Linked DNA regions of Homo sapiens: region 1 is linked to region 2. The links are chromatin loops, found by intact Hi-C in ENCODE. Cell type or tissue: PC-3. All regions are shown on one strand. Each heading gives the region's core, and the rest is flanking DNA. Links, peaks and the distances in the headings are about the cores only.

Region 1 (15,456 bases), core at 5,054-13,053, 75 kb after region 2:
ACCTGGGCCAAGTTCCATAGTGCTGCCATTGTGAGATTTTGGCGTTTCTTCTGAGTGAGAGGGTTTTGAGCAGAGAGGTAACACGAACTACTGGGAAGTTGCTAGATGCCTGTAGAGGGCATCTTGGTATATATAGAAAAGGGTGCCCCTTCTTCCAGGTGGGTGCAGCCTTGGAGAAAGGTACACAGCTCAGCCAGTGGAGCAGGGTTGGGTTTCAGTTCCCATTCACCCACTGGGACCTCCATGTAAGAGATTATTGCAGTGGCAGAGGTAAGAAGTTGTTGGATTCTGAATCTATTCTGAAAGTAGATCCAACAGGATGTGCTGTTGGATTAGATATGGTGTATTAGTTCATTCTCACATTGCTGTAAAGAACTACCTAAGCCTGGGTAATTTATAAAGAAAAGAGGTTTAATTGACTCACAGTTCTGCAGGCTACACAGGAAGCATGGCTAGGGAGACCTCAGAAAACTTACAGTTGTGCTGGAAGGTGAAGAGGAAGTAGGCACGTCTTACATGCTGGGAGGAGGGGGAAGGGGAAAAGGAGGAGGTGCTACACACTTTTAAACAACCAGATCTCAGTCTGGCAACATGGCAAAACTCATCTCTACGAAAAAAAAAAAAAAAAAAAAAAAGATGCAAAAATAAGTTAGCCAGGCATGGTGGCAGATGCCTGCGGTCCCAGCTACTTGGGAGGCTGAGGTGGGAGGATCACTTGAGCCAAGGAGGTTGAGGTTGCAATGAGCTATCACACCACACTGCACTTCAGCCTGGATGACAGAGTGAGACCTTGTCTCAAAACAAAACAAAACAAAACAAACAACAACAACAACAAAAAAACAGATCTCATGAGAACTCGCTATCACGAGAACAGCAAGGGGGACGTCCGCCCCCATGATCCAAGTCACCTTCTACCAGGCCCCTCCTCCAACACTGGTGATTATGATATGACATAAGATTTGGGCAGGGACACAAATCCAAACCATATCATATGGTGCATTAGAAAAATACGGTTTGGGGCCTAAACAACTAGAAGCATGAAATGGCCATTCTCTGAGATGAAAATTTGGAGAGGGGCAAGTTTATCTAGGAACCCCAGTCTGATAGTGGGGCAGAAGGGAACCCTGAACTCAATGCTCTTCAAGATTTCTTCCAGTACAACTATGAAGAATCCACTCAGGTGGAAACTGTGGTAGCTGAAGAAAAACTGGTCTGCCCTTGTCAGGAATGGTGCATGAGAGCCATATACATGGACTTAACAGGAAAGCAGTATTCCATCTTCCAACATGTATTCGGTGATCCAGATCTGACCCTTTGCAAAGCCAGAAGACCCTTGAACTGTCCTCCCCATGGTCTCATTGTCCATGTTAATAGGTGAGGAATTTCCTCTTCCTTTGGCCTTACTGCTGATGGGCAGTGGGCTGAGTGTTGGCTCCACCTTCTCCCTACATCACCTGGCAGTGAAGAATGGAGGGAGTTCACTAAGCCTGTGCGTGCCTTGAGTTTGATTGTCAAACAGAATTCCTTGCATGTTAAAACCTACAAAAGCAATAGGATTTATATAGCTGAAATACTTGTACCTTTCTTCCATTAAAGAACTTTAGAGAGGTAAAAATTTCTAGTTGCCTACCCCAATATCGGTTTTCCTTAGTCATAGATTCCCTTGGGGACATGACGGCCTGGAAGAAAGACCACACCACCCAGCCTCCTCACAGCTTGGTGTCCCATATGACAAATTTCTGGCCAATGTTATCTAAATAAAGGTGGGTATGGCAGTTTCCAGAAAACTTTCTTTAAAGTTTACATGCTTTGCCCATTCTCCATTTCTGCCCCAGCCCTACTGCCTGAAATGAAGAGGTGATGATTAGAGAAAGAGCACCACATCCCTAGAAGGGTGGATGGTGTTAGGAGGAGCTTGGCCGAGTGTCTTTGTGGAGGCCCCATCCCAACCCTGGATTGCTTGTGTCTGGATTCATCTACCATGAAAGAAGTTAAACATCTATCTCTCACATAAAGCATTCAAATGTGGGGTTCTCTGTCACTGCAAACAAACCGAATTATAACTGACATACACGTAAATGGTTTCTATGAGTCAACTTTGGCAGAAGCACTGACCAGGGGTAAAAGTGCTTTATCTTCTTTCAGATTCTGATTTCTTCCAGATTCTTAAGAGCCCTTCAGGGTGTTCAAGGACTACAAAATAATGAGGCAGCGAGGGGAGGTGTGAGGGTAGCACTAGCATCTACCATAAGGTGCTTCCCCTGCTAGTTCATCGGCAACTCTGCCCCAAGTTTCCAACAAACCTAAAATGTCTAGGTGGATTTGTTAGAAACCACTTCGACTGTGATCCATGTGCCTGACAAATGCCCTTAAAATTCCATCCAACTTTAGAGGTTTTTGCAGTATTTCCATGTGCCATTTTTATTTGCCATCTTGCTTTTTTAAATATTCAATATATCTAAGGCCATCTCTCTTTTTTAAATCTTTGATAAGCAGTCATCAAATTTACAGTGTTTTGTAAATAATGAATTTTTTAAAAACATTTTGGTGTTGTCTTAGTCCATTGGGGCTGTTATAACAAAATATCATAGACTGAGTGGCTTATAAATGATAGGAATTTTTTCTCTCAGTTCTGGAGGTTGGGAAGTTCAAGATCAGACTGGCAACATGGTTGGGTTCTGGTGAGGACGCTGTCTGAGTTATAAACAGCTGACTTCTTGCTTTGTCTTTGCATGGTGCAAAGGGTGAAAGAGTTCCCTTGGGCCTCGTTTGTAAGGGTACTAACCCCATTCATGAGGCCTCCACTTTCATGACCTAATCACCTCCCAAATGCCCCACCTCCTGATACTCACTTTGGAGGTTAGGATTTCAGTATATGAGTGTAGAGGGTATGCACACATTTAGAAAATAGCAAGTGTCATTTTTCCTTGTGAATAAATGAGAGACTTTTAAGCCAGATTTTCTAAAGATACTTTTCTCAAAATTTAGTTAATATTTTTTTAGTTAGTTTTAATCAATTATGTTACCTTGTGTTTAGTTTTACATGAAGAGCTTACAGATGTGAAACTTTCAAAGAGGTGAATTTTAAGAGAATTAGCCATTAGGTGATCAATCATTAGGCAGGTTTTCTATGAATTGGTTTTGGGTGACATGCTCCTTGACACATGTCGCATTTCCAGAACCTATGCTCTATAAACGTAGTCAAATGACTTGAAATCTCCAAGTCTCAGCTTCCACACATGTAAGATACAGATTTTTAGATACCCATCTCATTTAGCTACTGATATAAAAGGGAAAAATAAAAAAGAAGACAATAGAAAATGTCAGAGAGGATAAAGAACAATGACAACTCTCACACTTTGCAGGTGGGAGTATAAATAGATATTACCAATTGGAAAAATAATCTGACATTACTCCTAAAAAACTGAACACACACTTATAATAAGTCCTAGTATATCCCTAAGACTATTTCTAGTAGTGTTTTCCACTGCTAGAAAAATACTTCACAAACTCCTTTCATGTGTACCCGAAGATGTATGCAAATGCTTACAGCAGCACTTGTACTAGCAAAAAGTGGAAACAACCCAAATGTCCACAACAGAAGAATAGATAATAAGTTGTGTTACGTTCTTGCAGTGGAATAGTATATAGAGATAAACAGGAATGGGCTGGGCACAGTGGCTCATGCCTGTAATCCCAGTACTTTGGGAGGCCAAGGCAGGTGGATCACCTGAGGTCAGGAGTTCCAGACCAGCCTGGCCAATATAGTAAAACCCTGTCTCTACTAAAAATACAAAAATTAGCTGGGTGTGGTGGTGGGTGTCTGTAATCCCAGCTACTCAGGAGGCTGAGGCAGGAGAATCACTTGAACCTGGGAGGCGGAGGCTGCAGTGAGCTGAGATCACGCCAGTGCACTCCAGCCTGGGAGACAAGAGCAAAACTCTGTCTCAAAAAAAAAAAAAAAAAAAAATGGACTACCATTACATACGGCAAGATAAGTTATGGTGAAAAAATCAGAAGAGCACACAGAGTATGATTCCATTTATATAAACTTCAAAAGCAAACAAAACTAAATGATGTATTTTTTATGCAAGCATATCTAGATACTTTTAAAAATCTAGGGAAATGATTAACACAAAATTTAGGATCCTAGTTTACATTTGGTAGCAGAGGGGGAGTGACGGGGGAATTCTGGGATTCAGTTGTTCTGTTTATTAGCTTAGGTGGTTAAAGAATGCATATTTATTTTGTCATTATCCACAAAATTTGGTTGAAGTAGACTGCTAACATGATCAAAACTCAATTTTGGATCAACTGAGTTTGCTCTGGTCCATAGTCCTCTTGGAATCCCATAAACTAATCTGTAATGTGACCATTAAATACCTGTGGTCACCAGGGGAACCAGGTAGAAAAGCTTCGGATTCCACATTCCAGTGCCTGTGGTTCTTGTATGCAAGGTAGAATTTATTTCTGTTGCATCATTTGGGTCAGAGGAAAACGCCAACGTGCCGTTGAGGCTGAAAGTATTCATCAGTGTAAGTCACATGGTGATCTGACTTTCTTTGAATGTTTCTTAACAACCGCCATCCTCAAAGCCCTTACAATGTCCCTGCAGTTGTTTATGAGCCCTCTCGGGTTGTTCCATGAAACAGAGGCTATAGGCATGTTGTCCATAGATTAGCCCTTCCGGATGTGGCTAATGGTTTCAATACCAGGCAACGGGGATATATGTTTGTGGGCACTGAGGAGTAGGAGATGGTTAGAGACCCTTCATCAAAGTAAAACAGAATGGCACCAACCACAGATTTAATTCAAAAACAAAACACTATTGGTTGTGGTTTCAATTGTCTCTTTCTTTCTTCACAAATACCTCACATCTGTGTAAAGATTGGCTCAAACCCCACTTAAAAAGCAAGCCCTTACCAAGATTCTAGTTCATTGATTAACAAGGAGGGAAGAAAGCTTGCTTTATGCTGTAAAAAGTTTGATTTAATTGCCCTCCTCCCTGGCCTCTTTTTGTCTAAATTGCAAAGTCCCGCAGTCTTGAGACTCTACTTGGATTTCCTCCCAATATTTGAATACATAAATATAGGTCTGTGAGTACGCTGCCACCGTTTATGAGCCTTTTAAAGATCAAAGAGTCATTTTCAGCTCTTGGGTTTGTCACTTTAAAACATACCGTACTTTACAATTTAATGGGTAGTTCTTTCAGAATAGCCCATTAGCTCTCCCCATTTCTGTCTTAACAGAATCCTACAGTTTATATAAAGAAGAAATGCCTTTAATGCAGGATGCAACTCAATTTCCAACATCTTAAAATGCTCAGAATCTCCCTTTACTGGAGCTGAGTTTTAAAGGGTACAGTTCTGAGCCACCATACATGTCATTCTAAAGATGCCAGTAGCTCTGATTCAAAATTGGTTGGTCACATTGACAAAAGAGAACATCAAAAAGTCAGGAAGAAGTAAGAGTCCACAGAACACCACTTCTCCAAGTGCTTGCAGAGCTTGAAATGTAAAGAATGACTCTAAAATTATGTAGCCTGGGGACCAGGTCATATTGCGTAACAGGTTAACAGTGACGATCCTTGCATGTTTACCTAATGTTTTTTGGGGCAACACCTTTAAATTCAGCATTGGGTTCAAATTTGAACTTTTGGACAGCTTCAGTATTTCTTACACAGATTAAGATGACTATAGAACAAATAAGAGAAATAATAAAATGAGGAAAAATAAACATCTTAAACTTTTAGTTTAAATTGATGCACTGGCTGAAATCATAAGCATGATCTGTGTGTTCACAGAACTGGTTCTCAGAAGCATACCAGGTTGCCTGCCCTAAAGTTAGGTGGAGTTATTTATTTGGTTTGTGGAAAGTAGGTTTTGAAAGATTACTACCTCCATCGATGGTGGTGGAATAGTGTGTTACAAATTAACACTCACACAGAGAAAAATTAACAATTTTAAATCACTTCTCTCTCTCTCTCTGTGTGTGTGTGTGTGTGTGTGTGTGTGTGTGTGTGTGTGTGTGTGTTTGGAGACATCAAACCAAAGTAGCAAGGACTTGAGGAGCCAATATCTTGGGGAAAAAAGGAAAGTTAAAAAGAAGTGAGAAGTGAGATAAGTCTGACATATGTCCATTACTTTATTTTTCTCCTCAAGGCATTTTATGTTTCTCAGAAAGATGCTGAGAAGCTAAGAAACTTCTGCATGTCTTGCAGGGAGCAGGAACAAAATTGGAGTGAAGGACTCTCCAAAGAAAAGAGGTGCTGGTAAAGAGCACAGGCTTTCCACTGGGGTGCTCAGAGAGCTATACTTGGGAGAACAGCCTCACAGGTACTGAAACTCAGACTCTAATCACCCCAATATCTGCATAGGCAAGTCATTCCAAACCAACTGACTTCAAAACATACAGAGCTGCAAATTGTCTCAACAATTTTTATACAAAATGCTTTGTGTTTAATTGCAAATTACTTCATACACCAGGAGACATGAACACATAACAGAAAACTGAGAGAAATCAACAGAGAAAGGAACAGCCTCACAGGATTTATCAGATATTTAGTTTAAAATATATGTGATTAATAAATCCAAGAAATTAGATGGCTATGTGGAAACCCTCAGCAGAGAACTTGAACCTGTAAAAAGAAGAAAGTGGACATTCTACAACTGAAAAATGCTTGAACTGAAATTAAGAAATTAATGAATGAATATAATAGTAAGTGACAGAAAGCTGAAAAAGGAATTAATGAACTGGAAGATCAGTCAGAGGAAATAACCAGATTGAAATAGTTTTGTTTTGTTTATAAATGGTACATACAGAAACATACAAAAAGAAACATAAGAGATGTAAGGTTACATGATGAAAGGTCCACTATGTATGTATTCAAAATTCCAGGAGAGGAGAATGAGAATAGGTAGGAACAGTGTTCAAAGAGACGATAGCCAAGAAGTTTCCACAACTACTGAAAGGTAACAAGCCACAGTTTAAAAAGTGCTAAAAACACCAAGCAGGATAAATACAGTCATGTGTCACTTAATGACAGGATAGGCTCTGAGAAATATATCATTAGGCAATTTTGTCATTGTGTGAACCTCAGAGTGTGTTAGTGTGTACTTACATAAAACTGGATGTATACATATTTTTAGTTACACACACACACACACACACATATATATATGCTTCATATGAAAAACCAAATGTCTCAGCACCAATACTGAATATCAATCATTTCCCCTATTTGATTTGTAATGCCAACATCAAGTGCCGTACATCAGGTTTCTATTTATGCTCCATTACAATCTTATAGGACCTCTGATGTGTAAGTGGTCTGTCATTGACTGAAACATGGTTATATGATGCATGACTGTACTAAGAAAACTACATCTAAGTACATCATAGTAAAACTGCATTGAAAACCAAAAACATGGCCGGGCACGGTAGCTCACGCCTGTAATCCCAGCACTTTGGGAGGCCGAGGCGGGCGGTTCACGAGGTCAGGAGATCGAGACCATCCTGGCTAACACGGTGAAACCCCATCTCTACTAAAAATACAAAAAATTAGCCGGGCGTGGTGGCGGGCGCCTGTAGTCCCAGTTACTCGGGAGGCTGAGACAGGAAAATGGCGTGAACCTGGGAGGCAGAGCTTGCAGTGAGTCGAGATAGCGCCACTGCACTCCAGCCTGGGCGACAGAGCGAGATTCTGTCTCCAAAAAAAAACGAAAGAAAGAAAGCAAAAAAGGAAACCAAAGACAGAAAAAACTGTTAAAGCCAGAGAAAAGAAAAAAGACATATTATCTTCAAAGAGCAACTGTAAGACAAATGACTTCTAAACAGAAAAAGTAGAAGTCAGAAAGTAATGGAGTGGCATCTTCAAAGTGCTAAAAGAAAATAACTGCAAACAGAACTCTTTACTCAGTGAAAATATATTTTAAAATAAAGACAGAATAAAGACAGTTTCAGATCAACAAAAACAGAAAATTTGTCACCAGAGTATTGCAATACAGAAAAATTATAAAAAGAATTCTTTGAGAAGAAGCAAAATGATTTCCTATGGAAATGTACACTGCAAGAAGGAATGAGGAGCAATGGAGATGGTAAAATACAACAGTATGAAACACTAAAAATATCTTGTGAGGCTTAAAAATAGACAGAGAATTAAAATATGTGATAAAAGTAACCCTACAGGCAGGAAAAAACAAAGTATCCTATGGACTTTGCCTTGTCCATGAGTGATTTAAAAGGTATTAATTTACATTAGATTTTAACGTCAAAGATGCGTGTTGTAATTTAGAGTAACCACTAAAAGAAGGTATAATCAACAAACATTTAGCAGAGCAAAGGAATAAAAAATTATTCCAAATAAGGCAATAAATATGTATTAGCTGTCTACTGATTTGTAACAAGTTGTCCCAAAACTTAACACTTAAAACAACAAAACATTGAATGTTTCACAGATTCTAGGAGTAAGGAATTTAGGAAAAAGCTAAGCTAGATGGCTCTCAGAGTCTTTCATGAGCTTGCTGTCAAGGTGTTAGCCAGGGCTTCAGTCACATGAAGTCTTGCCTGGGGTAGAAATACAGTAACTGCCCCCCGACCCCCACCCATTAACCATGGTTTTGCTTTCTGAGATTTCAGTCACCCACAGTTAACTATGGTCTGAAAACGTTAAATGTAAAATTGCAGAAATAAACAACTCAGAAGCCTTAGATTGCACACCGTTCTGAATAGGGTGATGAAATCTCATGCCAACTGGGACGTGAATCATCCCTTTGTTCAGTGTATCCGTGCTGTATACCCTTCCTTTCATCACTTAGTAGTCAGTCATCTCAGTTACCAGGTTATCTGTTGCGGTATCACAGTGCTTGTGTCCCAGTCACCCTTATTTTACTTAATAATGGCACCAAAGCACAAAAGTAGTGCTGCTGGCAATTCAGATAAGCCAAAAAGAGGCCAGAAAGTGCTTTCTTTAAGTGAAAAGGTGAAAGTTCTCAGCTTACTAAGGAAAGAAAAAAATCATATGCCGAGGTTGCTAAGATCTATAGTACAATAAGATATTTTGAGAGAGAGAACCACATTTACATAACTTTTATTACAGTATATTGTTATAATAGTTCTATTTTATTAAATATTGTTAATCTCAATTAATATATAAATTAATTATAAAATTTATAAAGCAGGTACATGCCTTTTTTAATCTAGTCTTTAAAAATCACTGACTGTCATTTCTGCCTTATTCTATTTGATAGAAATGACTCCCTAAGTCTAGGCCACACTCAAGGAAAAAGAGATTAAGTTCCACTTCTTATCAGAGAATCTGTGGACATGGTTTAATACTGCAATAAAATGAGAGAAAAAGAATTACAGAAAATGAAACAAATAGAAAATCAAAGACAAAAGGGTAGATTTCAAACCACATATCTCAGAAACTATATTAAATACAAAGATTAAATGTTTTGGTACAATGACAAAGACTAGGAGACATGATAAAAAATATGCTGCTAATAAGCACAACTTAAATATGAGTATACATTTAACAGAGTAATGGAATAAATAATTACTTTGAATAAATAATTTAAGGCTTATGAATTGTTGATTTCTGCAATTTTCCATTTAATATTTTCAGCCTATAGTTGACTGTGGGTGACTGAAACCTCAGAAAGCAAAACCATGGTTAAGCGAGCATTACTGGAATTCAACCCCAGTAAAGCCTTCATATGACCACGGCGCTGGCTGACACTTTGATGGCAAGCTCATGAGAGGCTCTGGATTAGAGCCACCTCGCTTAGCTGTTTCTGAATTCCTTACTCCCAGAATCTGTGGAATATTAAATGTTTTGTTGTTTTTAGGTGTTAAGCTTTGGGGTAACTGGTTACAAATGAGTACATAGCTAATACACACTGCCTTTCTCAAGATCTTTCTCAAATCTTAAATATGATAAAGATTTAAAATAAAAGGATGGAAGTAGATATACACCATGCAAACACTAACCAAAAGAAAGTGTGTGTAGCCACATCAATACTAAAATAGTCCTGAAGGCAAGAAGCATAACTGGATACAGAGGGACATTTTATAATGATAATGACATTTTGTTATAAAAGGGTGAATGTACACAGAAAATATAATAATCCTAAACTGATATGCCATTAACAACACAGACCCAAAATATAGAAAACAAATTTATCAGAACAATAAGGAAAAATAAATAAAAGATCCACAATCACAGTAAGGAGATGGAGTATTTTAATACGCAAATAATAAACTTAACCTATTTGATACCTATACAGCACTATATCCAACAACTGTAGAGTAAAAGGCATGGAACATTTAAGGAAAAATAAATAATAGATCCACAATCACAGTAAGGAGATGGAGTATTTTAATATGCAAATAATAAACTTGACCTAATTGACACCTATACAGCACTATACCTAACAACTGTAGAGTAAATGGCATGGAACATTTACCACAAATTGACCCTATGCGGGTTTACAAAGCAAGTCCCAACAAATTTCAAAAGATTAAAGTCATACTGGGTATGTTCTCTAACCTCAGTGGGGTTGGATTGGAAATCAATAACTAAAAGGGAATTAGAACATTTCCAAACATTTTGAAATTAGGCACTACACTTATAAATAAATCATGGGTTTATGCAGAAATCTTTAAAGAAATACATATATTAGATATAAATATATGTAATATAAATTATATATTACAGATTTATATAGAGATATACAAGTCAATAAATATAAATTATATATGCTATATATTGATAAATATAAATTAGAAAATACATCAAAACTGTAAAATGTAGCTAAAGCAGTGCCTGGAGGGAAATTTGTAGCTCAAAGAAAGTAGATAAAAGGGCCGGGTGCAGTGGCTCACGCCTGCTATCCCAGCACCTTGGGAGGCCGAGGCGTGTGGATCATTTGAGGTCAGGAGTTCAAGACCAGCCTAACCAACAGGTTGAAACCTTCTCTCTACTAAAAATACAAAAATTATCCAGGCGTGGTGGCATGTGCTTATAATCCCAGCTACTCGGGAGGCTGAGGCACGAGAATAGCTTGAACTTGGGAGGCAGAGGTTGCAGTGAGCCGAGATTGTGCCACTGCACTCCAGCCTGGGCCACAGAGTGAGACTCTGTCTGAAAAAAAGAAAAAGAAAAAGAAAAAGAAAGTAGATAAAAGGAAATGATACAGATAAGAGCAGAAATAATGAAATGGAAAACAAATGCAATGAAGATAATTTTAATTGGCCAAGATGAGTTCTTTGGAAAACGTGTGAAACTCATAAGCTTTAGGCAAAACTGATTATGAAAAAAAGAAGGAAAAAAACCATCAATGTCATGACCAAAGAAAGGGAGACTTCACTACAGACATTAAATAGATGTAAGATATTATAAGCAACCCTATGCCAATTAATTGAAAATTTAGATAAAATGAACAAATTCACGGAAAAACACAACATATCAAACTGACAGAAGAATAAAAACTCTCTAAATAGATTAAATAATAATTTAATAACTAATTATTAAAATAATTAGTTCCATGATTTAAAACCTCCCCGTAAAGAAAACTTCAAGCCCTGATATTTCTTTGCTGAATTCTCTCAAACACTTAAGGAATTAATAACACCAATTTTACATAAATTTCTTCAGAGTTTAGAAGAAATAACATTTCATTTCATTTTATGAAGTCAAAATAACATTAATACCAAAACCTAAAACAAACATTGCAAAAGAAGAAGGGAAAAAGTACAGAACAATCTCTCCCATAAGCACATCAGCAAAAAGCCTAAACAGAGTATTATCAAGCTGAACTCTGCAATCTACAAAAGAATAATATATCAGACCAAGTTGAGTTTGTTCCAGAAATTCAAAGTGGTTTGCCATTTAATAATCAATTAATATAATAGACTAGCATAAATCATGGTGTATTTATGCAATAAGATACTATATAGTCCTGAAAATTAATAAACTTATTAACAAAATTAATAAATTTATTAATAAAATTAAAGTTAATAAAATTATTAAGAATAAACTGCTGCAACAGCAAGATCTATCTCAGAAGCATTCTTTTTGTGTGTATGTGGTGCCATCTCGGCTCACTGGAACCTCCACTTCCCGGGTTCAAGCAATTCTCCTGCCTCAGCCTACCGAGTAGCTGGGACTACGGGTGTGCACCACTACGCCTGGCTAAGTTTCATATTTTTAGTAGAGATGGGGTTTCGCCGTGTTGGCCAGACTGGTCTCGAACTCCTGACCTCAAGTGATCTGCCCAACTTAGCCACCCAAAGTGCTGGGATTACAGGCGTGAGCCACTGCACCCGGCTATCTCACAAACATTCTTTTTTAAAACACAACTGTTACCTTCGTGTTTAAGAAGCAAAACATAAAATAATACATACTGTATGATTCTGTTTATATAAAGTTCAGAAATAGGCAAAACTAATCTATGTTGTAGAGGTCAGGATAGTGATCACCTCTACAAAGGATGCAGCAGGTAGTGGTTAGGAGGAGGCTTAAGAGAACTTCTAGGGTCTGGATAATACTCTATCCCTCATATGGGTGTTAGGTTCTCAGGAGTGTGTTCATTTTGGAATAACCCATCAAGCTACATCATTAGTTATGATTTATGTATTTTTCTGTCTCTCTGTATATTTTCATGCAAAAACCTCTATAAATGGATTTACACATTGGAACTAAAAGTAGTTGTTTAGATATTCCAGATCTAACAATCCAAGTTATATACTAAATCAAAGTTGCATAGCATTTACAATCCAAAAAGTGCATTTGTACATTACTTGTTCACTCTTCACTTTAGTCATCAGAGGTAGCATAGGGTGTACATGTTTCCATTGTACATATGAGGAAATGGAAATACTAGTAAGTGCAGTGATTTTTTTCAAGATTACATAGCTACTATCATAATACCAAGTCATCCAAAAATTTTAAAAACCCAGAATTATTGAACTATCGACCATATATTTGCCTTGGACTACAATTTAGCAAAGTTCATTTAAACTACTTCAGTTAAATTCATGAACATGGCTATATAGACTCCATTTTCCCCCACTGATTTTTAGAGCCAGATTATCCAGCGTAGGGTGATGGATAGAACACAGACTGCAGTAAGGCCAAATGTTGGCAAAAAAAAAAAAAAAATCCACACCTTGCCATGAATTTGGATATGGTACTTCATTGTTCTAAACCTCACTTTCCCAATGCACAAAATGGGACTAATAACATACCTTTCATAGGGTTATTATGAGGGGTAAATCAGATGACATGGAGGAAAAAAATGCCCCGCAGAGTGCCTGAAAGTAACTTGTGCTCAGTTATGGCGGTTTTACCCCTTCCTCCCAGCCACTAACTTCATTTAGGAGGTGAGTCATCTGCCCCATGGAGGTCAACCCAAAAGCTCTTCAAATAATCATAGAATAAGGCATAGAGGGGCACTTGAATTTATCTAATGCAGCAGAGGCACCTATGGGTGAACTGGCTCATTCAAGGTCATTAATTAGTCAGACACAGGCCAGAATCCGTCCTTTCCCTTTGGCAAGTGGTAAATGTTTCCAGAGTGCATCCAGGATCATATTTTGGCATCCTGCTGTTGGGAATGAGGCTGGGGCACAAAAGCCACTGAAGTCAACCCAGCCATGGACTGGGGCAGCCCAGGGTCACAGGGGCATTTGAGGTAAGGAATTGAGACTCCATTCCCTGCATTGAGAAGGATCCAGATAGAGGCCCTCCATGCATGGATCTATAAGGGATATTTAGAGGGACTCAGTTTTGTTTTGTGTTTCCCCAAGACTCAAGTCTACCTGGTGGCTTCTACTTCCAGTAGATGATTTTATTAAAGGGGCCACACACATTTTTGGTAAGGGTGACATGCACCCCCAGAAAAGAGACAACAGAACTTCTCTGGTGCAAGAGCAGGGCTGCATTTAGCCATACTCCTGCTAAGTGACAACAGCAGTAACAGTAATGGTGGCTGCTGGCAATCCTCATAAAGGACAAGCCTATTAAGTGCTAACCCTGTGCTTGGCTCTTTATGAAGCACTTGGCATGGATTATCTTATTTAAATGATCTTTGAAATAACCTCTTTAAAATATTTATAGACATATAAAACAATATATGTCTATATATAGACACACATATATACACATATATACCCATACATGGCAGCCTCTCCATCCTTCAGACAGTCACCAATATGTATGGGTATATATGTGTATACATATATTCTTTTTAGAGACAGGGTCTCACTATGTTGCCCAAGCTGGTCTCAAACTCCTGGGCTCAAGAGAGCTGCCTACCTCAGCCTCCCAAAATGCAGTGATTGAAGATGTGAGCAATCACACCTGGCCAAGAGATATATTATTATTTTCATATTACACATAGAGCAGCCGAGCCTTAGAAAAGTAGCTTGTTCATAATTGCACAGCTAGTAAGTGGCAGAGCCATGACTCCAACTGAAGTAATCTCTCTCCAGAACGCATGTTCTTGGCCCATATTCTATACCACCTCCCTACAGAGTAGGTTCTTTGTTTAGTGAATACATTAATGAATGAGTAAATGAATAAGTGAGTGAAAAGAAATATGGATTGAGTGCCTATTACATTCCATGCAGTGAGCTAGGGCTACTGCTAAATTTCCAACTTGCAGGTAGATGATGTCATCAGGTCCTGAGATGAAGAACACAAAAGTTCGAGCATCTGTGAGGCGGAAGGTGGTGGACTGAGTTCTGGCCATATGATGCTAGGATGTCCATGCGGGACATTTTGGGAGGTCTTCATCATAATCTCCCCACATATTTTCTTTCCCTAAGTAAGTCTCTGATCCATGCAGAGATAGACAACAGACAAGCTGAATTTCTCTGGGGTTGCTCATGTATATGTCCACTGAGCCTGTCAGGATCTTCCTGATCAGACTGGTAGCTCTTAGAGAATAGGGACTGTTAGCCTCACACACTTGCAGGTCTCACATCACTACTCACTGATTGATGATTCAATGTGGCTGTTCTCAAACTTGGGCCATAAATCGCTTGGGGGAGCTAACGTCTTAGGAGTTCACCCATCAAGCTTGCTTCTTGGTGACACTGTACATATATGTCTCTTGACCAAGCAGGAAGAATTATGTTGGCTTTCTGTGAGACACCCATGACATGCTGTCAAAGCTGAATTATGTGTTTTCAATTAGTTGTCCTTGAGCTTATTCCAGAAGCAGCAACCTTCAAGGCTTAGTACAATTCCCATCTTCTCCACAAAGCACTGCTGGCCCATGGCAGCCTCTGCATCCTTCAGACAATCACCAAGACTCACTGTCTGGGCCATAATTTGGCACTTGCCTTTTATTACATCATTCATTCTATATCGTATACCAACTGTAAGCTCCATGAGGGCAAGAGCTATGGCTTCCACTTCTTTGAGTAGCAAGATAAGATTTTTAGATACAT
Region 2 (15,456 bases), core at 4,925-12,924:
CTGCTTGAGCTCTTGATTTTTTTGTTTGTTTGTTTAATTAAATATAGTTATTTCTATTTTAAAAGTGAAAGAGCTGGCTGTAATTTTGGAAAGGTGTAACCCAGCAGATGCCGGGAAGTACAAACCTGGAGGGAAGGACAGGCCTCTGCAGCTGCCCCCCTCCTCACAGGCAAGGATGACCATGTCTAGAGCTCACGGGATTCCTTTTGGGTGGAGGCAGCGTTGCCTCTGCTCTCTGGGCAGCCCGTCCTTGAGGACCAGGCTGTTAACGTAGAGTCTTGTGATGTGGTCTGTTTAAGGGTGGGGCTTCTAGCATCCATACATCAGGTGACATCTGGGATACTGGCTTAGAGGGCAGCTAGGGAGTAAGGTAAAATGTGCAGCTTTCTTTTTTCTTTTTTTTTTTCTTTTTTTTTTGAGGTGAAATCTCACTCTGTTGCCCATGCTGGAGTGCAGTGGTGCGATCTTGGCTCACTGCAACCTCCGCCTTCCAGGTTCTAGCGAGTCTCCTGCCTCAGCCTCCTGAGTAGTTGGGATTATAGGCATCCACCACCATGCCCGGCTAATTTTTTAATTTTTTTCATAGAGATGGTAAGGTGGAGCCATTACTTACAAACTGTAGAGTGCTTCCTGAGGCACTAGCTTTCTTTCTGTCTGATTTTTGTTTTTAGAGGGAGTTATAGTTAAAATAGGTTGATCAAAGGGCCTAATCTTCACTCAGCTACTTTTTAAAGTACTTGGTTGAGATCATGTCATATGAGTATAATTCTTCTATGACTTTGAGTGTGTATAGCAAACCTATTATATATGTGAACATGAGAAATAGGATCTTTATATATGGAGAATGTGCTTCAAGTGAAGAAGAGAAATGCATGAAAAGTACCTATGGGCCAGGCGCAGTGGCTCCCGCCTGTAATCCCAGCACTTTGGGAGGCCAATGCGGGCGGCTCACTTGAGGTCAGGAGTTGGAGACCAGCCTGGCCAACACAGGAAAACCCCATCTCTACCAGAAAATACAAAAATCGGCCTGGTGTGGTGGTACACGCCTGTAGTCCCAGCTCCTCAGGAGGCTGAGGCAGGAGAATCGGTTGAACCCAGGAGGCGGAAGTTGCAGTGAGCCGAGATGGTGCCACTGTACTCCAGCCTGGGTGACAGAGTGAGACCTTGTCTCAAAAAAAAAAAAAAATGAAGGAAGGAAGGGAAGGAAGGGAAGGAACCAACCTGTAAACTGGTGGTGATAATGGACCTAAAAATAATTGCTCTTAGGATTGAGTAACACCTAGTTCACATTGTTATTTTCTCTTAATCATAAAAATACTCGATAATAGCAATAGCTAACATTAAATAGTGTTATTTGCCCAACACTGTTCACAGTGCTTCACGCATATTAATTTATATAATCTTCAAAAGAACAGGCAGGGAAATTGAAGAAAAAATAAATCGTATACCTTGCCCAAAGTCACGCAACTAGTAAGCCAGCATGTAAACTAAGGCGTCCAGATGCTGGCACGCACCGATGCCAGGGTCTGTTTTTAAGAACTGCACTGGCCGCTTTTTGAGCTTCATGGTAATGTAATTCCTGTATTTTTTATTGGGAGAGTTTATCAGTAAAGTTCTGGGTCACATACAGTTTTCTTCAAGAAAGCAGAGCCCTGTTGCTTTGGCATTCATCATTTTTTTTGTACTGACAGGAGGGAATCAGTGTTTTCCCCGGCAGGGCTGCAGGAAGTACCCTCCCCTCCCACACCTCCCCAGAGTTCATAATACACAGCCATGGCCATGCTGGTCACAGGTGCCAGCAGTTGGTTCTGCTTCTGTCACCAGGGTCCACTTGGGGACCTGGCATGAAGGGGGACCTGACCCCGGGGTGTTGTACAACATAGACCTCTTCTTCCGGTGTTGGCCTTCACGAAAGATGGGTAAAGTGGAGTGACCTGCAGAGTAGTGGTCCAAGTCTGGGTCCCCCTTTAACAAAGGGTTTCGTGGAGGGCCCGTGTGCACAGCACGTAGCCGCCGGGGGGATGAAAAGATGTGTCACTCTTTGCTCTTGAATGATTATGAAAATGTCAGATGGTTTTATGGATCTGTGATCTCAGGATTGTAATTACCAATCCACAATCGCATTGCTCACTGGGAATTGCTTCAAGCGTATTTTCCAGGTAGTGAATGATGAGCTACTTAATTCCTCTTCCCTTGAATTCATCAGATTTGGACTTGGACTTTAGTTCTTTCTAGATGCAATCCTGATCCACACAGGAATTAGAAAGTAATTCTTCCTCCCCTCCCACCTAAAGCAGGAGCAAGGCAGAGGCTCAAAGAGGAGGAAAATGCTGTCGTGACTCACATCCCCTCCTCCCCACTTTGAAAGGCATTTCAGGCCAAGCTGAAAGTTCTGGGGGAACTTCCCCCTGGTACTTTTAATTCCTTCTGTGTTAAGCTCCTCAACTACCTGATGACTTGGCAAAGGCAGTTTTTAAAGCATTAATAATAATCGTGCCTAAATGTTTCCAGCGAATTTTAGAATGTCTTTCTGTTGAATATTTTTAGTAGTATCAAACCAGTCCAAGAAGAAGAATTTTACATGCATACAGACTTCCTTGACCCTAGAGTGGAGGTTAAGGTCTGAAAGGGCCCCTGGGGTGAATGGGAACCTAAGAGGACCGTGAAGGGAATGGGCTTCTGTCCCAGAAGCGGCAGTAACCCACCTGGTGCAGCTCTGAGTGAGCTGGCGTGGCCTGTGTATTCTTGGTAACTTTTCCTGTCTTATACAGAAACCACTGAGGTTTTTTGTGTGTGGTTGTTGTTTTGTTTTGTTTTGTTTTGTTTTGTTTTTTGAGACAGAGTCTTGCTCTTTCGCCCAGGCTGGAGTGCAGTGGCGCCATCTCAGCTCACTGCAACCTCCACCTCCTGGGTTCAAGCAATTTTCCTGCCTCAGCCTCCCGAGTAGCTGGGACTACAGGTGTGTGCCACCACGCCCGGCTAATTTTTTGTATTTTTAGTAGAGATGGGGTTTCACTGTGTTAGCCAGGATGGTCTCCATCTCCTGACCTCAGCTGATCCACCCGCCTTGGCCTCCCAAAGTGCTGGGATTAAAGGCATGAGCCACTGTGCTTGGCCACCACTGAGATTTTCTAAGATGGCATTTGTATTGCTATAGAAAGAAAACAAAATAAGAGTTCCTTCCAGGTAATGTGAAAACCCAAAGAGATGATCTAGGCACCTTCTCAATCCAATGTGGGAGCAGAGAAGAGGGAAGAAACTTACACCATTACATTGAATTTCTCTTTCCGTCTGGACCCTCGCAAAACCATATCACTAATTTGAATGCCACACCAGTGAGGTCAGGATCTAAACTAATATATTGCAGTCCTTGTTAGAATTCATTGTATGACATGCCATAAGAAAAAAAAAACCCTGTCTGCATTTAGGCTTCTGTTTCTTAAGCTTCAAACATGTAAAAAGTTTTCTGGATCCTGAATTTAGGGACCTGGGTTTTCACACTGGTGCCACCAGGCCAGTGGGTGTGAACTTGAGCAATTATCTTAAATACTTTCGTCTTCATTTTCCTCTCCTGTTGAACCAGGCAATGGGACGAGATAATCTCTAAATTAGTTCTCATGCAAAAAGGGTAACAAAATATGGTCAGCAAAATAAAGCCGTAAGTTCGTTCCCGTAAACTGGCCCCTTAGAGGCCGAGGCCTCCAGGCCTTCCCTGGGCAGTGCCATCCTAAATCACATCAGGCAAATCCACATGCACTCAGGTGGTACATGAGATAGACGTCGTTTTTTTGCTGTAAAGTTTTTAAAGGGCTTTCTAATTTGTTCTGAAATTCTCTGGCTGTAAGTGGCTGCCCTGCCTTCTCTGCCACCAACATGTAATCAAGACTAGGGGTTGAGGTCTCCATTTTGGCACTTGCTAACACTATGAGAGCCGATTCCTGGGGGAGCAGCTGGTCTGACTGAGCCTCTCCAAAACGGGGACAGTTGGTAGTACCACCGTCACATCACTGGAAGGCTGAATGCAGCAGCCTCTGTGGCTTAGAACCATGCCTGGCACACAATACATACTCAAAAGAGGACAGGTATAATTCAGATTTAGTCTTGAAATCCTTCTGGAAATGAGAAAACTTTAACCAAAAAAGATCTGTGGCTCCTAAATTTAAAAATTCATGAAGTTGCCATAATGGTACACTTTTTTTTTTACATTTAATTAAACATTTATAAATTTTGATTTATTTTTCTGGATTTCGTTTTGTGTTGAGACCCAGTAAAATTTCTTTTCTAGTATAGCATGGGCCCTGGAAACACTCTGGGCACTGTTCCTAAGTCACTAACGGGTGAAATGGCCTTGCCCCCAAATGTTGCACTTTGTGAAAAAGTCAGAAAGAAAAGTCACGTGTGGGTGACATCAAACATCAGTGCTTAAGATCTAACACATGGGTCCTGTTCAGTAGAGGCATGACACAGCTGCAGAAGTCTCCACACTGTCCTAGAAACGTGACGTGTAATGTAGCAGGTGTCTTGGGGTCGGAATTCTTGTACTAGGCAAATGCAGTGTGTCTCCCAAGCGTGCCTGGGATCTCTCCCCGCAGCCAAGCTTTGCAAGCACATAAACATGGCCGGCCACCCACTGAGTTTCCTAAATCAGTGACCAGCACTGGAGACCCTTCCATGTGTGCAAGGCAGCTCCGCCTGCTGCCTGTGTCCTTTGGGGGTCTGATGGGGCAGCCCCAGTCTGAGATGGTCAGGCCTTGTCATTGGGTGCACGTCTCCCATGGGGATGGATGGACCCACAGCTTTCAGATGGATTGCGGTTGGCAGTCACAGCATCCCAGCACATTAAAATACATCAACTCCTGTGCTTTCAGGTAGATTTAGAATTTTTCTCATACCCTAGCCACTTTCCATTTTTCATTTTGAAAAATTTCTCCTTGAGTTTTCTCAAAGGCTTCAGTTTTTTTTGTTGTTGTTGTTTTTTCCTGTAAGCCATGTAACTAGGAAAGGCATTAGTAAGAATTTGATACACTGGGTCTCATGGAACTCCACTACTACCACCAAAATAATAATAGTAATAATAATAATAATAATTCCAGTTTAGCTTAAATAAGTAAAAGCTACCCCCTTACACCATATCTGCATTTAAATTCATTTGAGCTGATAGGCAATTTCTGTGTTCTCCTGTTCATCGCATATTCTTTTCCTTTAAAGGCAACTTTTAGAGAAGGTTTGCTTTTTTTTGCTATCAAAGTATTAATTATGAAAAGTTGGCAATACAGAAAGGGTAAATTAGGTATAATCTATTACCGTACATTATGGCTATATTATCAGACATATCACAAGCCAGTGACATTTAGTTGGATGTGAAATTCCTTTTTTATAGTATGATTGACACATGGTATATTTTCATCAACTTCTATGTGTAAATTATGCCGTGTCACTGGTAAAATTTGCTGTCATGAATAGCCAAATATTCTGGATTCACATTCATAGGTGAAAGCCAAGCTAATATATATATATATAATATATATTATATATATACTATATATTATAATATATAGTATATATATAATATATATACTATATAATATATTATATATAGTATAATATATTATATATACTATGTATATAGTATATATAATATATTATATATACTATATATAATATATATAGTATATATAATATATATATAATATATATTATATATTTTATATATAATATATATTATATATATATTATATATATATATATGTACCCAAAGCAAAGTTCTTTTCTGTTTGCCTTTTCAAAAAGTAACACAATGGAATCAATCTGCCAACTCTCAAGACCCCTAGAAAGTTATTTAAAGGCAGTACATTGGTTTGGTACTTTCATGATATACATATACTTAGTTTCCATTAAAGCAATTATTGACAAAAACCCAGACTGCTATTGAAATCTTTCAGTGTACTTCCATATACTGAAATGTCGAACATTTGATACTTGTTTGATTTTGTATTTGTTTTTGTTCACCATGGCTTAAAAGTCATATTCTGATTATTTAAAATAAAGAGTAAACATTTGAAATAAGTTCCTAGATACTACATAGATTTATGGCCCTTTGAATATTTTCCTGGTACCACCTTATTTTCACTTACCTTTGAAGTGGTTGTATGATATTTCCAGTTCATTCATTTGAAAGAGCTAGGAGAAATATGCGGAGCCACGTCCCACGCGCCTCTCGGACACTACTCGCCAGGCATAGCCCAGTGTTTCAAAAGTGAACCAGGGGGCTGGGCGCGGTAGCTCACGCCTGTAATCCCAGCACTTTGGAAGCCCGAGGTGGGCCGATTACCTGAGGTCAGGAGTTCGAGACCAGCCTGGCCAACATGGTGAAACCCCGTCTCTACTAAAAATACAAAAATTAGCCGGGCATGGTGGCAGGCGCCTATAATCCCAGCTACTCGGGATGCTGAGGCAGGAGAATCACTTGAACTCGAGAGGCAGAGGTTGCTGTGAGCCGAGATTGCTCCACTGCACTCCAGCCTGGGTGACAGAGTGAGACTCTGTCTCAAAAAATAAAGTGAACCAGGGTGCTCAGGTAGCCTCGGTGAGCGAGAAAGGAGTTTGGAGCTTCAAGTCTAAAACTGCGTTTCACAGTTTTCCCATCTGTAGAATGGACTGCATGATACCTCTCTTGCTAGGGGATGTGAGGATTAAAAGAGATAGCCTGAAAGGCGAGCTGGAGCAGTGGCTGATGGCGAAGCTCCAGAGCTGGCTTCCTGATTCAGCCTGGCCTCCCCTTCGGGATCAGATTAACCTCCCCACCCTCAGCCTCCTTGGGTATAAAACCAGGAGTATGATATCCCTCTGTTGGGGATTATTGTGCGGATTGAATAAAATAATTCATGTTAGGGCATAGCACCGTGCTGGGCACAGAAGTGTTCCTTAAATATTAGCTGCTATTATTAAAGCACATGCTCTAGACGGGTAGGCCCCTTGACCATGTCCCAAAGACCTTATGAGAGGAAACAAATGGAATTCTGTTCAAGTGGGGGCCAAATATTTACCATTGCCAAGTACTTAAAAAAAAAGAAGAAAAAAAAAAGCTTGGCAGATTTGGCCCTCACAATACAGTACAATAAGGGCTTTTTCTCTTTTCCTTCCATACTACCTATTATTAATTCCAATTACTGCATCACTGAACTGGCTTCAACAAATGTATTCCTCATTGAAACATAACCCTGTCAACCATGTTGCCCTACTTCCTTGAGGGAGAGGTGATCTTTTTCCAATTAAAGGTTTTATCAAAATGCAGTTCTGCTTCTTAACATGAAGCACCTATGCTGTTGTGTGACCTGCAAAGCTCTGAGCATCTAGAAGCTTCCCCTGGGTCATCTATAAGATGGGAATAATACTATGAGTTCTGCCTACTGCACAGGGTTCTTGAGGACACATTGAGATAATATATATCAATGTGCTTTTTAAGTAGTCTGTCAATTAGATAATATAAATATAATTAGATAATTAAAAAATAGAAAATCTATTATTGTTTTGCATGTACTATATTAAAATCTTAGGGATTTTAAATAAAATTAATTGATTTATTGAAAGTAGATATTATCTCGTCGTGTCTTTCAGGATTGGTGAGAAGAAATTAAAGAGAAAAAATTTAAACATTTAAATCAGACCCCACTGTGAATCCATACTTTTAGAAATTTTACCTTTTTCCATTCACATATCTTAATGTTTTCTCTACCTACAACTAGATACCCTTTTTAAATGTTGGAAACAAAAGAAGTAACCTTGGCAAATAGTTGAGAACTGAGTTTTATATGAATATACTTTTCTCTTGCAAGACCAAATACAGTTTTTCTTCTAAAACTCTGTTATTCCATTTTCTTTCAATGAAATGCTCACAGAACCAGAAGGCTTGGGAAGAGGCTCAGAGCACCTAAGAGTTGCTGAGTCCGTATTCCTTTTTTCCCCTGTGGCTTTTTATATATGCTGCTCGCCTGAGATTTCTGGATTTGATTTCAGGGAGGTGAAATGTTACACCCCTGAGTCTCAGTGCCAGTTTCCCAGGACGAGTCAAAAACTGCAGCTGCTTGGAGGTGAGAATCTTCCAAGGCTCCAGAGGCCAGCTCGCTGTCCTGTTCATTTGCTGACATGCTGCCGGGAGCAGCTTCAGAGAAACCCGTTCTATTCTTCGGGTGATTCAGCCAGTCTCAAAATAAATAGGTAGCTGAGTGCAGGGAGAAAGAACTGGAAACCACTGAAATTTGAGTCTTGAGGGCTGGTCTGTTCTCGGGAGCTGCTCTGTTGAACTCTAAAAGGAATCTTGAGCCCTGGGCGAGGGAGTGGCCTGACCTGGTGGAAAGACTGCGGGCCTGCCCGTGGAGTCTATGTCTGGCCCTGCTAGCTCAGTCAATCTCAGCAGCTCATGTCTCCTCTTAGACCCTCAGATTCCTCATCTACAGAAGGAGAAAGAAGAGGAGATTGAATGATTTTTAAGGTCTTTATCAGCTTCTAAAAGTTTGATTTGATGGTTGTAGGAGCAATTGTTCTTTCAAAGCACCATCTTCTAACCTCAGGAAGGAAAGCCCAGGGGCCCCTGGGATGTCCTGCCAAACTGGGAAGACAAAGATTGTGACTGAGAAGGTGGGGGCAGGGCAGGAGAAGGGGGAAGAAGGGAGAATGGATCAACCCCAGGCCGGGGAAAGAGATGAATGAAGGTCCACGCCAGAGTGACATGCTCTAAGTAGGGGAAATCTTCCTAACTAGAGTTCCCATGACTTTGGCAACATTTGAAAAAAAAAAAAAAAAAAAAAGACATCCTTAAACCCACAAAGTACTCAATTGTCCAAGCCCCATTATGGCCAACTTCCCAAAGCTGGCTGGTCAGAGACCTTGGTGTTAATTCCTCAGCCAACTAAAAAAAGATGGTGTGAGTTCTGTTGACTTAATTGTTGGAGTGTTTCTGAGTGGGGCCGCCTCCCTCCTCTGCCTCCTCACAGTATTATGGGCTATTCTGCATTACCTGCCCTACCTATCTTCATAATCTAGCCGCAAACAGCTTTGGTTGACCACACCACTTCCCTATTGAAAGTTAATACTGTTTGACTCATTCTGTGTTACTAACCTGAAGCCAAAGAAAACAAGGCAGAGAATAACTGGCTTGTGTGGAGTTTGGAAAGCTCTTGGAGGCCCTGCTTTCAAAATCCTATACAGTAGCTTTACTATATCTCTCCGCTGCAGCTGCTGAGAAAATGAAGGAAGCAGAAGTGGTTAAAAAAAAAAGTTGGGGGTGGGGAAGAGACTGGGAAGGGAGTGGGGCGGGGTCCCCCTCCGGCTGGGAAAAGACAGGGTAATCTGCGGCAGTTTATGAGGGCTGTCTCCCTGAGCTGAGGTCTTGCTTTCACACACCAGAGTGTTCACACAGAAGAGGGACTGTTGAAGGAGTTAAAAGGAGAGGAAAGTTCAAAACAGTTGTTGAAAAGGCAGCTCTCCTATTGCCTGCGTAACACAGAGGAGCTGGGAGGCTGGTCTCACCAGGCCAGGCAGCCATAGGCAGAGACTCAAGGTAGACAGGCCAGGGGGAAGTTGTGTACCTTTCGAATCGGGAAAGGATTGAGGAGGGGGAATGTTGCCGGACAGAAGGCTGTCCTGGGCGTCCATCCTTGCCCTCCATCCCTGTCTCCATCCCTGGCAAGGATGGAACCTTCCCTTCCTTCATTTCCTAACTGGCTCAAATGTGGTCACCAAGGTGAATAGGAGGCACTAGTGTCTTGGAATAAACAGAACTTTCCCTCCCAATGTTACCTGGCAGACAGTGGGACCAGCATCTTCATCACCATGCTGTGCTCTGTGGGAGTCTAGGCAAACAGCCACTTGCCCATTCAGGTAACTTTAGAAGAGGTCTCCCTCCTCACAGATGCCCTTCTCAGCAGGTGGCTGCTTCTGGCACGTGGACAACAGTGCATAGAAGTGAGCCTGATGCCTGAATGAGGCTGTCATGACACAAACAACCGGAAGCCTTATTTGTGAGGGAGGGTCAACGTTCTGTTCAAAACAACTTGCTGCGGTTGGCTTTTGTACTAGTGAGTACTCAGGAGCTGTGAGTGGCCAGGGTACCCTGTCCTTCTGTACCAGCCAGGACCTGCTCAGCCATCTGTCCAAGGGCTTTGCAAGGCCAGCCTAGAACCTCAGTTGGCGTCTGTGACAGGAGAGAGCGTCAGAGTCAGATGCTGTTCCCCTGCTGTTGGGAAAGTCCCCGAGGCCCAGGGGGCAGGGCTTTTAGAAATAGGAGGGAATTTCCTTCCCTCTTTTTAGAAGTACAGAGGAGGAGAGATCATCCTCCACACTGCTGGATGAGCATTCCAGAATAAATCTAGTCCAGGAAAGGGGCTCACTCATTCATTCATTCACTCACTCACTCATTCATTTATTTGTCCAGCATTTATGGAGGCATCACCCAACCTTGGAAGGGCCCTGCCTTTACCTCGGTCCTGTCCAAACATGCTCAGTGTCTCTGCCCATTATGTATGAGATCTGCTGCTGCGGGAGGGGAACTGAGATTCCTGCAGGGAGGTTAGGAGGCCAGTGTGGAGAGCCTCAGTGCTGGTAACATGCTCACGCAAGCAGTGTGTGTGCGCCTCCTGGATCTTCTTCTCCTGGCCCCCAGGTCTTGCCTGTCTACCCCAGGACTAGCCCTGCTGATGCCTGAACTCCAAAGCCATGTCAGAAGCTCCAGGCAGCGTTCTGTGAGTCAGTGCTCATATCTCCATAGTGCGCCACCCGCCACCAATACTTTCTTTCTCTTCTGCAAGTCGCCTTCTCTTTAGAGTCTGTCCCTGGGCAGGAGCTACTCTGATCAACAAATCCATGTCACTGGTGGTTACCACTCTCTGGTTACTTTTCAGTTACGCTGTAACTGGGGGTTTCCTTGAGATAAGACCTTAACCTAGGGAGGGTTGCTAATATTTGGGATTATAGGCTGGTAGAAGAAGAAAAACCTTGAATTTGGGAGCTGTCTGCACCCTTCTTAAGAAACTGCCTCCACTTCCCCCACAGAGGGCTACCTCTGGTCAAGAGCAAAAGCCAGCAGGTGGCTTCTCTGCCCTGAGCTCAAGTTACCTCCTTAGTCACCAGACAGAAATGGACAGTGAGCCCTGGCGACCGGGGATGGCAGATTTAGATTTTGAGTGCTCTGCTTTTAGGAGAGGCCCGAGTCTCATGTGAGTGGGCGAAAAACTCCACTGCTCGTGGCAATGAGCCCTGGACTCAGGGAGCAGAGTTTTGTTTGGGTTTTTGTCCCGTGAGTCTTGGGCGCATGGTGCAGGGGGGCTGGGGAGGGGCAGGCCTGTGTGCGTCTCTGGCTTGAAGTTGTATTGGTTGTTGATCTTGCCTTGGCGTTGGCCAGCCTTTCCTGTCCATTGACTGTTGCTTGCTACACTTGTCTTGGCCCATGTCCTGAGGGCGATCACAGAACGGTGTGTGTGTGTGAGTGGATGTATGGATGTGTGATGGATGTATATGTATGTATGTGTATATGTGTGTATGTCAGTATGTGTGTATGTTTGTATATATGTGTCCCCATGTCTGTATATCTGCCTGTGTGTATATGCATGTGTGTCCCTGTGTGATATATGTATATGTGTGTGTGCGTCTGTATATATGTGTCTGTCCTGGTTTGTGTCTGTATGTGTATGTGTGTCTGTGCATGTCTTAATATATGTGTCTGTGTGACGTATGTACATGTGTCTGTGTGTATTTATATGTGTGTATCCCCATGTGTGTTTTATATCTGTGTGTGTGTCCAGGTGTCTGTGTATGTGTGTGTCTGTATGTGTTTACATGCATGCCTGTGTTTGTGTGTATATGTCCATGTGTGTCTGTATGTGTGTTTATACATGTGTGTCCATGTGTATCTATATTTTGTTTTGTTTTGTTTTTTGAGACAGAGTCTCGCTCTGTCGCTCAGGCTGGAGTGCACTGGCATGATCTTGGCTCATTGCAACTTCTGCCTCCTGGGTTCTAGCAATTCTTCTGCCTCAGCCACTTACTTGTAACTGGGACTACAGGCACGTGCCACCATGCCCGGCTACTTTTTGCATTTTTTAGTAGAGATGGGGTTTCACCATACTGGCTAGGCTGCTCTCGAACTCCTGACCTCATGATCTGTCCGCCTCAGCCTCCCAAAGTGCTGGGATTACAGGCATGAGCCACCGCGCCCAGCTGCATCTGTATGTTTTTATGTGTATGGCTGTGTCCGTGTGTATGTTTGTCCATGCATGTCTGTATGTGTGTATGTGTGTGCATGTGTGCCATCTGTGTTTTTGTATGTCTCTCTGTGTGTGCGTGTGAGAGGGTACTCACTACAAAGAAACAGGAGAAGCTGGTGGACTTTGCTTATGTCAGAGTGCCACTCTCAACTCAGCAAAAGAGCCTTTGACCTATTCTTTTTGATTTTTCACTATGAAAATAAATGAGTTTTCCTGATTGATTTAATTTTTTTTTTTTTTTTTTTTTTTGGAGAGGTCTCCCTCTGTCACCCAGTCTGGAGTGCAGTGGAGCGATCTTGGCTTACTACAGCCTCTACCTCCTGGGTTCAAGAGATTCTCCTGCCTCAGTCTCCCAAGTAGCTGGGACTACAGGTGCGCGCCACCATGCTTGGCTAATTTTTTTATATTTTTAGTGGAGATGGGGTTTCACAATGTTGGCCAGGCTGGTCTTGAACTCCTGACCTCAAGTGACCCGCCTGTGTCGGCCTCCCAGAGTGCTGGGATGAGCCATCAGGCCCGGACTGATTCAACTTCTAATGAGACAATTCTCATGAAACTGCTCAGTTATGATATTGTATTTTTTCTCAACAAGAAGTTTTTCTGTAGTTACATTTCAGCTGAAAACTTTAATTACAACTTCCTTCACCTGAAATGATTTCTGCTTTCCCACAACCTAGTGGAGGGTGATTGGACAGCACCAATCATGAAGGACCTGAGTACTCATTCATTCATTCAGCCAACATTAGTGAGCCTCCTAGGCTCCAGTTGGTTTTATAGGTGCTGGAGACATGGCTGTGCAGAAAAAATACAAAATCCCTGTCTTTGTAGACTTTACAGTCCCATGGGTGCAGACAGACCCTGGATAACATTAACATGTGCTATGGAGAAAACCTAAGCCAAAGGGCTAGGGACTGGCTGGATGTGGGATAGTCTGCAACTTAAAAGGGGATCTCCAGGAACTCCTCAGGGAGAAGATGACATTTCAGCAAATACTTGAAGGGTGGGAGGGATCAGGTCCACAGGGATCTCAGGGAAGAGCTTCCTGAGCAGAGGAAACAGTAAGTGCAAAGGCCCCAGGGCAGTGACACAGGGGCAAGAGCAAGGTGGCCACTGCTGCCGGAGCAAAGAGGGGAGCTCAACCTATCTGCCTTCTAGTTTCAAGTAGGAGGCATTTGCCTTAGAAAACAGGCTTAAGAAAATGCCACCTGACCTCAGGTGACATGACCTGTACTTCATGTCACCTGAGAGGCCACTGTAGGACCATGGTTCGGGAAGGCCCAGAGTAGGAAAGCCCCATACACAGGTGGACCCAGTGAGTGCTTGCTTTCCTGTTACCACCCACAAGAGTACAAAAGCTCTTTCCGACCAAAGGCTCTGCTATTCCTGCTGGTGATTCTCTGGGGCTAAAGCATCACCCCTCTAGAAATCGCTGAGTGGGTAAAAGGGATTCCTAGGAAGTGGAGGTATCCTAGGGGACTTGCCAGGATTCATCCACCTCTAAGAGGCTTAGGGGCATGAGCTAGAGGAACAGGGGCCTGCACAGGGAGTGTGGGCGGGGTGGGTGACAGGTACTCACCTAAGACTTATGTGCCTACTGCCACTGATGGAAAAGGTGGGCATTCAGGGCAGATGTCTCATTGTTTTCCAACCCAGACAAGAAGCTGGGAAATGAGAGCCTGGATGAGTGTTCCGCAGAGTGGCTTTCTTCCCAGGTGCAGCCTCTGACAACTTCCTAGCAAATTTTAAGGTGTGTTTAATGTCCCACTCCCTCTGGACTCAGCCTTGGGATGGTAGAGGGGGAGGGGTGAAAGCAGAATGGAATGTCCCAGTCAGTAGGGTAGCACGAAAGGCTCTGTGAAGGCTTAAGGGAGAGAGGAGGGCACCTTTGAATACTGAAGTCCAAGGTCACTCATAACTAACTGTCCAAAGGGTCACTGATGAAACAGCTGGAGGCAGAGGGAGAGTGAATTCTTAGGACACCTCGTGCAAAGCTGCTGACCCCCAGCACACAGAAAGATAGAGCAGGCCAGGTGGGATCGCAGGCTGGGCGACCTGGTGGGGATCAAGACAGAGCTCTGAGACCAACCTGACAGCTAGACTTGGCAGTGGCTCCCGCAGCCAGGTGTCTGCCTGAAAAAAGACAAAAGGGAAAACTTTGAAAGTCGTAACCTCATTAGAAGTTGTTCAAGAAAGACCGTGCTTAGAACCAGTTGAGTAGATAATGGCAGCAGATGTAATTGTTGTGGATGCTTTTAGAGTCCCTTGGAGTAATCCTTCTTAGTCTCTTAATTCCAGGCTTCCAGATACGGAGCCTCAGTGATGAAGAGACTTGTTCTTGTCCACAGCAAAGGTTGGTAGAAAAGCAGATTTAGAATGGAGAATTCTTAACGCCTACTCTAGCATTCACGTTTCCCTGGGACCATGTTGTTTCTCTAGAGGGGAGGAGGATTGTGGCATCTGCATTAACACCCGGTCCTGTGGGCACTCAGAGAACTTAACTGCTGCATTTGTGGAACGGAATAAAGGTTCCATGTAACCCTTCCCTGCCATTCCCCAAAGTCTTTCTATAGATGGCACAGCAGAAATTACTTCCTACTTGAGAATCTGGGGTTCACCTTAGCAATCAGACTGATTATCATGACAGTGACTCTGACAGAATGTGCCCAGTTATTGTAGGAGACAGAGACGGTCACACACCGGCCTATCTGCAGGGCAGAGTTTGGGCATTTTCAGCTGCTCTGTGTGTATTGAAGAGTTAAAAAAATGAAAAGACGGCCAAATAGTTATCACCAAAAGGAGGCCGTCAGTCATTGCTCATGAACACAGTCTAAACACAGTTCAGGCATATTTAGTTCGCGTGTTTCTCCCCAGCACACAGCAAATCAGAAGCAGGCAGGAGAAGGGAAGTAGTAATGCACATTGGAAGCTTGAGTATCAGGAGGAGCTCTCCCTCTCATGCAGATATTCCCAGCGTGCTCCCTGTATCGGCAGCCTCAGCATCACCTGGGACCTTATTAGAACTCCAAATTCTCAGGCCCTTCACCCTAGACCAACCTACCAAACTAGAATGCCCAGGTAATTCCATTGCCCACTCAAGCAGGTGAAACACAGCCTCACAGCCTGCAGGTCACAGTGTGGCTGGGGCTGTCTTCTGATTCTACACACACACTGGGAGCAGAAGTGAGATGGTTGAGGC

The links. Peaks named below come from ENCODE experiments on the same cell type or tissue, not always from the same donor. Only the 100,000 strongest peaks of a DNase experiment are listed, where the experiment ranks them.
Region 1: a loop joins it to region 2, with 8 times the contacts of the local background. A loop is called at or near these places in 3 of 110 quality-filtered maps.

The regions. Positions count from the first base shown.
Region 1 is chr21:34,765,041-34,780,496 of GRCh38, reverse strand. The region is part of intron 1 of LINC01426 (long intergenic non-protein coding RNA 1426); the gene reads right to left. Among named protein-coding and RNA genes, the nearest start is that of LINC01426, 27 kb to the right of the region's middle. In PC-3, for the core only: no CTCF peak of the experiment used is centred there; a DNase peak (open chromatin) is centred at 8,786; H3K27ac peaks cover 441 bases.
Region 2 is chr21:34,839,546-34,855,001 of GRCh38, reverse strand. All of the region lies in intron 6 of RUNX1 (RUNX family transcription factor 1), which reads left to right. All of the region lies in intron 1 of RUNX1-AS1 (RUNX1 antisense RNA 1), which reads right to left. Among named protein-coding and RNA genes, the nearest start is that of RUNX1-AS1, 11 kb to the right of the region's middle. In PC-3, for the core only: no CTCF peak of the experiment used is centred there; DNase peaks (open chromatin) are centred at 8,241 and 9,061; H3K4me3 peaks cover 1,543 bases; H3K27ac peaks cover 2,175 bases.